2 separate regions of the Homo sapiens genome follow, and region 1 is linked to region 2. The links are chromatin contacts, found by Hi-C in ENCODE. All regions are on one chromosome and are shown on one strand. The core of a region is the stretch at or near the end of the contact, and the rest is flanking DNA. Distances in the headings are between cores, read along the strand shown. Region 1 has its middle 560 kb from the start of CCDC85A. Region 2 has its middle 340 kb from the start of CCDC85A.

Region 1 (6,426 bases), core at 3,043-5,542, 220 kb after region 2:
GTTTGATATGCTATATTCTTAACACAATCATGAAATGACAATTCTGTGTTCTATAGACTTTGTCCCTGGACTAATTTACATGATGCACTATAGCCCCCATTTAAGCTAAACCCATAAGTAGCTAAAGGCATATGACAGTGCACAGCAAATACATGTGTTACAAATATCCGTATGCAAAATACCCTGGTCAATAGTATGTGATTCAGGTAATAGATTCTGTGGAGGGACTCCAATGGATGGGGGAGGGTAAAAGTGCAGGAATTTACAAGTACGGGTTCCTTAAGAGAGATCATAACATTGACATAGTTACGAGATCTGGTTGGTGGCACAGCAGAAGTTGACGATATAATAGAAATGAATCTTTCGCTCTCTCTTTCCTCCTTTTTTCTAAATGCTTCCAGAGAAATAAGTAACTGTTGTATTGAAAACTTGCAAACCCATTCTGTGTTCCTGAGATATCTTTGCTATGTTATTATTGAACTTGGGCTATTCTTCATGTAAATGTTTTCATGGTAGTGGATCTTTACATGAATTAACTCACCTTCAAGATGACTGAGAGCTGTTAGTACATTCCCTCTCCTAGACACAGAAAAGACTTCTGTTTGTGATCGCTTATTCCCATATGACTGGTTTACTTATTTGAACATTTGGACCTTACTTTTCTGAGAAAGAAACTACTCTGGAGAGAAGTGGGATGATGAATCGGTATTACATAGTTTCAAACATGGGAATAAGCAAGGTAATAGCCTTTTCTGTCACTAGTATTTATTTAGAAAGTCACTTGGAGTTTTATAGCCAACTTCTGCCATACCTTCCAAAAGATTAAAAAAAGAGGAATCATGGTATGGGGTTCTTCCCCACAGAGACACTGCCTATTCCTTTGGGTGTACTAAATCTTAAAATGAGTTCTCACTCCTGCAGTCCAACAGCTCCCGAGATATTTCTAGCAATTTTCTGGGTGGCAGTTTACACTTATCAATGATTGCTATGAGAACTCAAAAGTGAGAAGAGCATAAAATTAGAGAAACAAGAATTCTCTTCATTGCTAGATTGATCAATAACCTTAGGGACCATAGCTTCATGTCTTTTCTTCTCAAACACACAGAAGATATCAAGAAAAAGATAATAAAACCAAAATGAAAACCATGGGAGTTGTAAAAGTTTTTCAGAATAGGAATAAATTACACCATGACATATGGAGGCAAAAGTATAGAGACTGCTGAATTACAAGACACACAAACAGTTTCAATGTGTTTAAGCATGTCTCAAAAATTTAAAGGATCTCATTAAACAATGCTAGGTAACTTTCTTTCAAGTAGGTGTTATTGGTATTTAAAAAAGTATCAAGATAGTTGCTAGGGGGCAAACTAGCCTTTTGACAGAAACTGGCGATATGGAAAAACACATTAGAGAATCTCCTTCTAAGTTTTACTGTCTGAGAAATTTAGTTTTGCCAGGGCACACAGTATGGCCACATTTAGGGAGAATGACAGAAGCAAAACAAAGTTGGAGGAAACTAACATCTAACTTAGCCTAACAGAAGGATTTACAAAAGGCAGTGAGCATTCCTTGTGTAATAGATATTTACATTTACGCTCTAGGGCAATGTCTATACATATCAGGGTATTTGGGAAGCAAATTTAGTAATAAGAAATTCTTTAGGTCACCAGGGATGATTTGTTTTAAGACTAATTCATTTAATAAAACAACAAAATGTGATTAAAACTATTTCCATCCTTTTATAACTAACATCTCGTATGGCAGGCACAGGAGTGTGCCAGGTTCAGACTTTCCCCTCCTTAGTCAATGTTAGGTGAACGGTGGTACAATCTTATTTTTTACTCTCCTTTTTCCCAGTGTCCTTGCATGTGTCCAATCTTTTGTTAATATTAATAGGATTCTTCAGAAACGGTATATAATAAATAGTGAGGTATTTCTTTCCTTCCTCTGCCCTCCCCTTATGCCCTCTTTCTCCCTCCCCTCACCTCCCCTTCCCTCCCCTTCCCTTCCATTTCTTTCTTCTTTCCATCCTCCTTTCCTCCCTGCTTCCCTCCCTTCTCTCTTTCTTCAAAACCTGTACTTGGTTGTAATTTTATGAAGAAACACTTTAAACATAAAATGTAGAATGTATAACAGACACACATGCTTTGTTCCCCTTCTAGCTTAAATAAATAATATTTATTTGCCGTTAAATGTGGGTTTGAGGTTTATGCCCTTTGTCAGTTTAAGGAAATTCTTTACTATCTCATTTGCTAACAGTTTTTCTACTGAATGAGTGAATCATATTTCCATTTCTGGTACTGGCAATGTTTGATGATGGGGCATTGTTATTTTTTGCTCTGATAAATTTGATTTGCTCTTATTTAGGAATTTAGCTGCTATTTCAAAAACTGGGTCTGGTGTGTTTATTGTATTTCTTTGCATAATTTTGATTTTGGATTATAAATTCATTATAGAATGAGTTGGATACCTTTGTTTTTTAGTCTTTGAAACAATTTGCATTGTATAAATTTATCTGTTTTTAGAGATTTAGATTTGTTAAAGGTTTTCTTGAAATTATGTGACCTGAGCTTTTTGAAGAGTTATGTGTGTATATGTGTGTGTGTTTGTGTGTGTCAGGGGGACATAGGGGTGTTGGTGAATCATTTTGTAATGGGCTGGGGAAATGGGGTTTTAGCTATTAATTATATTTAATTAATAATTGTTATTTTATTTTTATTTTAAATTCTAAGTCAATTTTAAAAATCTCTTATGTATATTTAATTTTATCTGGGTTGTCAATTTATTTATATAATATTTTTGTGTTATTCTGTTTTAAAATCTTTACTCTGTTGGTAAGTCCTAGTTTTTAAACTATATATTATTTGTAACATTACTCATTTTACTAGTAATATCTATATTAATATTAATAGTTTTAAAGAACCAACTTTTTGTTTTATTAATCTTCTCTAGTGTTTTTCTGTATTTTCATTGATTTCTGGTTTTGCTTTAAGTATTTCTATTTCTTTCTAGGTTTATTTTGTTAATTTTATTTTGACTCACTGAGTTGAAGATTTGACCAATTTTAATATTTCTTATTATGTAATAAATACATTTAGGATTTTATATTACCTCTGATTAAGACCTTAGCCAGTTTGTTATAGGAAACTTATAATACTATGCAAGTCTTTAGGTTTAAATGTGTTATTGTTTTCATTGTAATATCCTAATTAATCTGAGTAATAGAAGTTTATATTTGTTTCTAAATGTTATATAAGCACTTAAAAATTAATTTCTAATTTAATTTTATGGTAGTAATAAAGTCTGACATTTATTATTTAATATTTGTTATTGTTGTGATCTTGAACACTATGGACCAAGATTTAAAGCTGTTTAAATAGTAAGTCCAGTGAAAATTCTGCTTTATAAAGGTTAATGTAATTTAGTTTCTGGTTCAACCCACAATGAAACATCTAACTTTTCCCTTCTATTTAGAAAAAAAAATACTCTTCTAGTGTTTTTTCACTTGCAGTCACTTCAGGTGGGATGTATAGATGTGATACAGCAAGTTATAGAGAATAAGAGAATGAGCTTTAGCAACATGCAGCTTTGGTTTGAGTCTTATTCTGATACTATGATATTGGGCAAGTAATTTGAAATCTCAATATTTGCTCTTTAATTTATCCATTTGGAGCTTATATATTTTTAAATACCATCCCCTACTGCTATAGAAGAGCATGCGTTGCTCCATGCTCTCAAAGAAGTGTGCAGACAGATGATTGTACTAGGTGAGAAGGTAGGCCTGTTCGCTGCTTGGCCATCTTTCCTAGTGTAACATTATGAGGTTATCATAAGTCAAAATGGCTACTTTCCTAGACCAGGTACAAACTTTCTGATAAAATTTGCTAGTAGAAGACTTAAAAAGGCAGTTTTCTTTCCACATTGATATTCAGATGAATGATATACAGACTTCAACTTTTCCTCTCTTCCTCTAATAAGATAGTAGGACATGAGTGTGGTGATTTTTGTTTTCCACTACTTGTTGTCGAAAACACTGGAATTTGCAGTTTTTTAAGTCTCCCTTTTGGGAGCCATGAAATTAGCAATGTTTGTGCATGTATGAGGAAGTATCTTTATTGTCCATTAACTTTGGTTTTTATCAGCTTCTATTGTTATTTTGGGAATACGGATTCCCTAGCCCCTGATGGGGCACAGGTCTTTGAGTTCTGAATCTGAAATGTTTGGTGTTTTGTGGGAAGCTGGGGAGCCTCCAGGACCTCCACAGTTCACTCCTGTCCCTGTGAGACAGCCTGTTACATGCTGGCATAGGCCAGGCAGCTCACAGCTGTGACTCATCTGCTGATGTGTTCCCTCAGGCTCTCCCAGAGTAGCTGCGGTAAGTGGAATAGTGCATATTGAAAATCTGGACACATGTTACACATTTCTCAATACCACCCGACTGAGGGAACAAGGGTAAGTGTGGCAAAATATGCCACCCCGAAATATGCCACTTTGGCGTAAAGGTAACTTTGATCTAAATGCACTTGAAAAACAGCAAATGCATGAGAGGCGTCCTAATCTCCCCTTTTCTGAAAACAGGAGATTAAAAACTCCCTTGTGAAAGTTCCCTTACACCATGAGGAGGTAAACATTCTTCAGTGGGGAGTCATAGCCCAGAGAATTTTGTGCAAACAGACCTTGTCAAAATAATTCTTGTCATCTTTTAGCTTCCCCACAGAATTTAGTTACTTTTCCACAATTGCCTCTCTGTTTTCAACCTAATATATTAGCTTTTAGGTTTTGTCAATTTTTGGGTCTTCTTTTCCTTATTAGGGCTCCCGTATTACATAAAATTTATATTAAATTTCTATGCTTTTCTCTGGTTAATCTGACTTATGTCAATTTAATTATTAGGTTCTGTCTAAAACCCTAGGAGGGTAGAGGTAAAATTTTGTCTCCCTGACAAGGGTAAAGTGAGGAAGTATTTTCTTTCCTTTTTCATGAATAGCATTTCCCTGGGTTCTGGGGTGAGGGAGCAGATTTTTGTATTTTTTTTTATCTCACAAAAGTTTTATTTACAAAGTTTCCATATTTTTGTGGTTGTTTCAAATAGTTGTTTTAAGCTTTTGTGGAGGTTTTGCTTATATCTGCAGATTTAGCATCAGTAGGCATATATTAAGCTTGATAGCAACTTAAAAATAAGGAGACCACAAATGTTTGAACTATTTTCCAGGTGACATCTGTTAATAATGCAATATATTTAGAAATATGGTAACTGAGGTTTTCATAATCAGTTTAGGTCTTCAATATTTCTGTGGAGTATGGAGAGCAGAAATCAAGCAGTGTTCTTAAGATGAGGATCTGTCTATAGGTTTTAAAGTAACTTTTACTTCTCAAGGAAATGAAATGGGAACAGCAGAATTGTGAGACCCCTGTAGAGGTCATGTTTGGACAAATATATCTTCATTTGTTAAATTGTGTACATGTTTACAGCAAGCCTGGCTTTCAGCAGCAGGCAGTGAATTCCTACTCAAATGTTTCCTTTACACAATCATTCTTAGCTTCCAAGTGAGCAAAAGGAAACTGCTATTTATTTTGAATTTGTTATTTAGCTTATTGTGACTAGATATATACCCAACTATAATTTTTTTAATTCTGTGGATTATTAAAAACAAGGTTTTGCCAATTTTCTTAGAAATGTAAAAAAAATGGGAAATAGAGAAAGTAGTGAGCTATGAGAGACAGGATGGGGGAGGCAGAAGGGAAAAAGAAATGAGAGGTTGTTCTCTGTAGTTAATGCATTTGTCTTAGAAGAAAATTTTAAAGAAGAAAAAAAGTGGCTTGCTTTAAGTACATGACAGGTGCCCAGATTTTATCTAATATTAAAAATCATGACGTGTCATATGGTTGTCAGGAATCTGAGATAATATTAACTTTTATTTCACGACAGTGCTCTGCCACTGCTGATTTTACATTTAACACAGAGTCCATTTCTTCATCTCCCCTTAAGAGCCAGCCAATTCAAGATTTATTGATTTGGTGTCAATCAAATATGGTTTATCTTCTCAGTCTTTGCCTTACCTAATTGTTGGCAGCCCTTGGAAGAGAGGATACTGTTAACCTTCGGAATGTGCATGAAGGCTTGGCGAGTGAGGTAGGAAAGGTTTAGCTGAGCCAGTTTGGTTGGAACACCAGTGCCCATTGAGAGAGAGTTCTAGGTCATGGTGCTTCATCTGCAGTGAGGGTGGCCAGAAAGAGATCCTCTAAAACTTCATACGCATCAGGAGATGCGAGAAGCGGTGATTACAATGCTGGGAAAAATGCCAGAACTGTATGTATGTGTGTGTGTGTGTGTGTGTGTGTGTGTGTTGGGGGGCGTGATATTGCAACCCTGGCATTTTGTAAAAAAAAAAAAAAAAAAGTGAAAATATATTTAACAGAATTAAC
Region 2 (6,259 bases), core at 2,055-4,554:
ATTATACATGTATGCATATATATGCATTATACATGTATGCATATATATGTGTATATATACACACACATAGTGAAATGATTACTACAGGTAAGTAAATTAACTTATTCATCACTTTCCTTAGTTATTTCTCTCTCTTCCCCTCTCTTTTTTTTGGTAATAACTCCTAAAATCTACTCTCCTAGCAAATTTCTAATATACAATACAGCAGTATTTACTATAATTCTACTATTATTCATTAGGTCTCTAGACTTACATATACTACATAGTTGCGTGTTTGTACTCTTTGACCTACATCTCCCCATTGCCTCACCCTCCACCCACTTACCCCTGGCAAACACCCTTCAACTGTTTCTGTGTATTCACATTTTTAAAAAATTCCACACATAAGTGTGGTAATGAAACATCTTTCTTTCTGTGTGTAGCTTATTTCACTTAGCATAATGCCTTCTAGGTTTATTTGTGTTGTTGCAAATGGCAGCATATCCTTTTATTAAGCTAAGTAATAAGTTCTATGGAAGTAGATGTTCATCCTTGGGGAGTTTCATATAAATTATCTTTGACAACCTCAGCCAGGGGTTAAACTTATTTAGAAGGAATTATAAACCTTGCCATGCATTTAAAAGCTAGGATTGGGCCTCTTTTTATTATGGCAAATTGAAAAGTTTGGTTTACCTCGCACTTACTGAAAATCAGATCTTTTATGCCAAAGCATAGCTCTGTGCTGATTTCTTACACCTGTCTGTATTAGTGGTAATGTTTTATATTGTACTGTTTTGAGGAGACAATGGGGGATCTTGTCTTTAAAACTTCTGAATATCTGGTTTCATTTAGGTATATGGCAGTGTAAACAGGACTGTCTTAATCCATTTGGGCTGCTATAACAAAAATACTGAAATCTTGGTGGCTTATAAACAACAGAAATTTATTTCTCACAATTCTGGAAGCTAGAAAGTGCAAGATCAAGGTGCCTGTACATATATTGACTGGTGAGGTTCTTGCTTCCTGGTATATAGAATGGCACTTTCTTACTTTGTCTTGGCATGGTGGAAGGGACAAGGCAGCTCTCAGGTACCTCTTTTAAAAAGGCATATGATCCCATATGTGAGGGATTTACCCCATGACCTAATCACTCCCCAAAAGCCCCACCTTTTAATATCACCTTGGGGGTTAGAATTTCAACATATGAATTTTGAGGAGAAAAAGCATTCAGACCATAGCATGGGGTCCTAGTCCAGATAACACACATTTGCCACTATAAGTTGTGTAGTACTCCCAGGTAGTTATTATTTAGATCAGAGAATTAGATGTTCTTGTGTTGTTTTGTTTTGGTGTAATTCTATTTATCTGGAAAATTTGTGACTCTGATTCTGGGTCATGAAAAGGAAGAGTAGAAGCAAGGCCTATCACCAATAAAACTGGAAAGTTCTAGAACTATAAATCTAAAATCTAACCTAGTGTTTTATTTATTTTCTTATTCATTCCGTAGGGCACCTTCTAAGTGATTGTGATACATCAATGGACAGGACATCTATCACATCAGCTACCTCACTTTTTGCTAGCATTCCCTTGTTTCTCTCCCTCTCTTGGGTTCGTCACTCCTTGAGCAAATATTTATTGAGTATTTATAACCTATGGAGTACTATCCTGGTTCTCGAATGGCCTTGTAATTTTTTTCAAACAGATTTAGAGAAGGAGGTCAGTAAGTTCTATATTCCCAAATGTGACTTGAAACCAACTTGAAACCAATCAACCTCTTTCTCTTCTAGGGGTGAAAATTTTGAAGTCTTGTTTGAACATAGAGACACTGGCTTTTTCTAAAGGAATTTTGGTATTAAGTAGGTGATGGCTAAGTTACTGGCCTTAGAACCTAGTGTCTATGGATATGCCTGTCTGGCATTCATAGCTAATCAGAAGCTTTCTCTCTTCCACTTTTACTTAGCAGGTAGGAAAGTTGAGGCCACGGAGGTTTTGAATTGCCAAAGGCTTCACATCAAGTCTCTATCAAAACCGACACTGGAACCCGGCTTTTCTGATTCCTAATCTAACAGATTTTTATTTCACCTGGTTGGGTAGGAGGAGAACCTAATATGGAATGAGCCCAGAGAGGACTAAAAGGCTAAAAGTTAGACCCAAAGCAGAATTTGTAAGAATTTGACCTGACAAAGTGAGGTTAATGGAAGACTTCATAACTAGCTGCATTCAAGGATATAAACAGTTTCTACATCAAAAATTATGATGACCAACAGCATAAAAAGAACACATATATTAAGGTTGTACTGTGAATATTTGGGTGAGGTATAAAAAATCTTCCTAATGTTAAAAGGGGGAAAATGTTTCTAGAAAAAAATTACAGAAATTTATTTTTGAAAGATGTTTTTTAGGAAATAGAGTGTATGCTTGTGTGTGTGTGTGTGTGTGTGTGTTTAGTTGCAAACCTACTGTTTAAATGCAATAAAGCGTAGGTAAAAAGTGGAGCTGTGCTTACAGAGAATCCAAGCCATCATGGTTTCTATGAGCTCCTAAGAGCACAGTCTGGGCCAGGCATGGTGGCTCATGCCTGTAATCCCAGCACTTTGGGAGGCTGAGGCGGGTGGATCACAAGGTCAGGAGTTTGAGACCAGCCTGGCCAATATGGTGAAGCCCCATCTCTACTAAAAATACAAAAATTAGCCGGGTGTGGTGGCATGCACCTGTAGTCCCAGCTACTTGGGAGGCTGAGGCAGAAGAATCACTTGAACCTGGGAGGTGGAGGTTGCAGTGAGCCGAGATCACACCACTGCACTCCAGCCTGGGTGACAGACAGAGTGAGATTCCATCTCAAACAAAAACAAAAACAAAAACAAAAAACAAAAACAAACAAACAAAAAAACAAAGCAGAGTCTGAATGAAAAGCCCTGAGCCAGATTATAATTTGCCAGAATGGTTTTACCTTAGGGTAGAGAATGGCTTTATGAGAGTGCTTCAGCTCTGACATTCCAGGAAGGGCTCTTTGCTTGAATATTAACAAGTAGTTTGGCAACGTACGTGATATTCAGCAGCCATTGACTCATGCCCTTTCATTTAAACTAAAGTGAATAATCAGTGCTGTGCTCAACATAAGGCCTTTCACACAGTGGGCTCTTGACAAATATTTGATGAACAAATGCTGTTCTTATGCGTAGTAGAGAGCTCTACTTCTCTAAACGAGTTGGTGAAAAGCAATGAGAAGTCATGGCCCAGAGTTAATTTTGGCTTCTTATCCACTCTACACAGGGTATTGGATTTCACCCCATGGGATGGCTGCCAATGATAAAATTTTCCCAGCTCTGTTTGTATTTATGGCCTGGGCAGGAGCTGGAAGGGCTGTGGCAGCAGAAACATGAGACCCAGACCCGGAGCCAACCTGACTCCATCAATATCTTCCTGCTCAGCACTTCAGAAATGTTTCCTGTATTAACTTCTTTGGACAGTAATTAAGGAAGGAAGGATATTTTTGAAAGAGCAACTTATAAATGCGGAACAGATATCTAAATGTGCTCTGGGTTGGACATGTTTTACAACTAGGATTTTCACAAGTGAATTTTTTCCCTGTTTTTCTTGCTCTGGCCTCTCATGGCTATGGGGAAGTGACTTCAAGGCGTTATGGATTTTGGATGTTGCCAAGTCAATCTACCACAGAATGTGTGGCTTTGGAGAGCAGTAAGTCATTTTCCTGGGTTCGTTGACTTTTTAGGGACCTCACAAATATTTTCAGTACTAGCATATAAGAAAGATTTTATCTTTATAGGCAGAAGGACATTTTGTAACTCTTCCTGCTCCACCTCTAAGAAGTACATTTTTAAATGGTGCCTTCCTTATCATTTTTTCTTCTCTGTATTTTATTTAACATGGAAATAGCATAAAAATAACAACTCAGAAATAAAGACAGAAGAAAGAAGTTGCCCCAAATATCACCACTCAACTATAGCATGTGTTTTAATTTTCAGTGATTCCTTATAGATACTATTCATACAAATATTATACAGTGTTAATCAAGGTGTAGACAGAATTATGGTCTCCATTTCATGTCAAACTTGATGTTTATATATATTCCATGTTGAATAATTTCCATAAATTATCACATTAGTGGCTATTTTTTGTGGATATATTCCATCTTAAGACTTGCTCTGTTGTTTAATGCTTATTCAAAAAGTGTCCAAGTTTTCCTAGTTTAAAAATTGCTGAAATGAGTAATTTCACATATGTAGTTTTTTGTCTTTCTTTTGAAAACAACTCAGCATATAACATGATATTTTCAAGTAGGTATACATTGTGGAATGACTAAGTTTAGCTCATTAACATATGCATTACCTCACATAGTTATCATTTTTGTGGTGAGAACACTACATTCACTCTCAACATTTTTCAAGAAGACAGTATATTAACTATAGTCATCATGTTGTACAATAGATCTACACTTGAAAACATCATGTTGTACACAGTAAATACAAATTAATCTGTCATTTTAAGATATAAATAAATAAGTCATAAAACAGATAATCTTTTGCTTCAAGAAATTTACATTTTAGTGGAGATAGGCATTCATGAAATAAAACAAGTGGGTAGCAGTTGCTATAGCAGCTGGGTACAGTGAGACAAAGGACATTGGTGAATTCCTTTTGAGCAGAATGTTATATATATAAAACATATATAACTTCACATATATATGTATAACATATATAACTTCAGGTGTGTGTGTGTGTGTATATATATATAGATAGATAGATAGAGTCATGTGTGAAATGATGTCGTTCTTAAGTCTTGAAAGATGTGTAGAATTTAACCAAGTATGTGAAAGCAGAAAAGGAGTTGTAGGCATAGGGAAGGGCTTGTGCAAGGGAATGGAAGCCTGGTAAATTCTGGGAACTGCCAGGAGTAGGAATGATTGGAGGTCCATGTGGAAGAGGGCCAGCCTCAGGGCTAAGGTGGGAATCAAATGATGAAAGGCCTTGAGTGCCCAGTTTGGGAACTGGATTTTATCATGTAGGCAATGATAGTGCAATTATTATAATACTTCAGGTAGGAGGGGAAAAGCTTTGGGCTCTATGGAGTTTTATGTGCATGTGGGCTCAGGAGAGAACTAAAAAATTTTAAATTCGTAGATATACATGACACTTGGAAATATTTGAGTAGATGTCATCACCAAGGAGGATTGTGTAGAATGAGGCTGGCCAAAGACAGAGAGTTGGGAAGTAAGACCAGTTATGGAGGAGGCACGAGGGGGAAGAAAGCAGAGGTATAGAACTGACTAGGAAGGCAGCAGGGGAATCAAGTTTGAATAGCCAGAATTATTTATTGGATAAGTATGTTTTGATAAAAAAAATCTCCTGACTTTTATTTGTAGCACTGTCTCTGTATTAAATTCCTAATTATCAATTGGTGTGAGTTTTCTCTATCATGTAGGCATTAGTTCATTGTAAAAGCCATATTTGACATTTATTCTTACTAGTCCATTTTTGTATTTTTAAGTTTTTGATTTTATCTATCATGAGTGCAAAAATTTTAGCATTTGAATTGTGATAATGTTCTTCTGTGATTTTTTTCTTTTGTGTGGAAGTCTAGGCAGATTAATTAATATGGATTGAAGGGATGAGGGATAGATTTAGGGATTCCAGTAAGGAAGCAATTATGGTGTCCTGATGGCCTGAAATAATGGAAAGAGCAGTAGGACAAGAAAGGAGGAGATAAGTAGTGCAAGAGTTATTACAGAAGTAAAACTTACAGGTCTTTCATAAGCAATGGTAAGCATTAAGAAATAATTTTTGGAAGCTGAAGTATTAGAGAATGGAGAAAGAAATCAGAGCTTTATGCTTTTATAATATTTCAGGCAATTTCTAGTTGTTTACATATATTCAATCATTCAAAACTATTTACTGAGAACCTGCTATGAGCATAACACTGTTTTATGTGGTCAGAATATATTAATGGACAAAGCAAAGATTCCTGTCCATACTGAACTTACATTTTGAGAGATGAAGGTGATGATGATAAACAAAAATAATCATAATAACAGATGCAGAGTACATCATGCATTTGAAGTCAAAGTGATTACTAGTCTCAAAGTGATTACTAGTCTCTGTTTTCTTTCTAGATTTACTTCTATCTTTCTCTTTCCTGCCCAGAGCTCTGGGAGTCTGACTTTTACAGATTAATCAATGGGTTCTGTTGCCTTCTGGCCTCCAGCTGCGTTCAACTAATGGGAGATACTAAAAGGAAATCAGAGTTTTGGAGGAGAATGAGA

The links. A loop is a pair of places that touch in the nucleus more often than their neighbours do. Pooled maps may share reads with other maps.
Region 1: a loop to region 2 is called in a map of PC-3, with 5 times the contacts of the local background. The contact joins two enhancer-like sites. A Hi-C loop is called at or near these places in 4 of 168 maps with a recorded cell type or tissue (PC-3, cardiac septum and heart left ventricle) and 6 of 50 pooled maps.

Annotation. Positions count from the first base shown.
Region 1 is chr2:56,737,364-56,743,789 of GRCh38, forward strand. No RefSeq gene overlaps it. Among named protein-coding and RNA genes, the nearest start is that of CCDC85A, 560 kb to the left of the region's middle. Within about 2 kb of position 4,293, at least 4 of the 41 ENCODE cell types and tissues checked have a DNase peak (open chromatin) inside an H3K27ac peak, as active enhancers do; they include PC-3, where a contact is called at or near this core.
Region 2 is chr2:56,519,672-56,525,930 of GRCh38, forward strand. No RefSeq gene overlaps it. Among named protein-coding and RNA genes, the nearest start is that of CCDC85A, 340 kb to the left of the region's middle. Within about 2 kb of position 3,305, at least 6 of the 41 ENCODE cell types and tissues checked have a DNase peak (open chromatin) inside an H3K27ac peak, as active enhancers do; they include PC-3, where a contact is called at or near this core.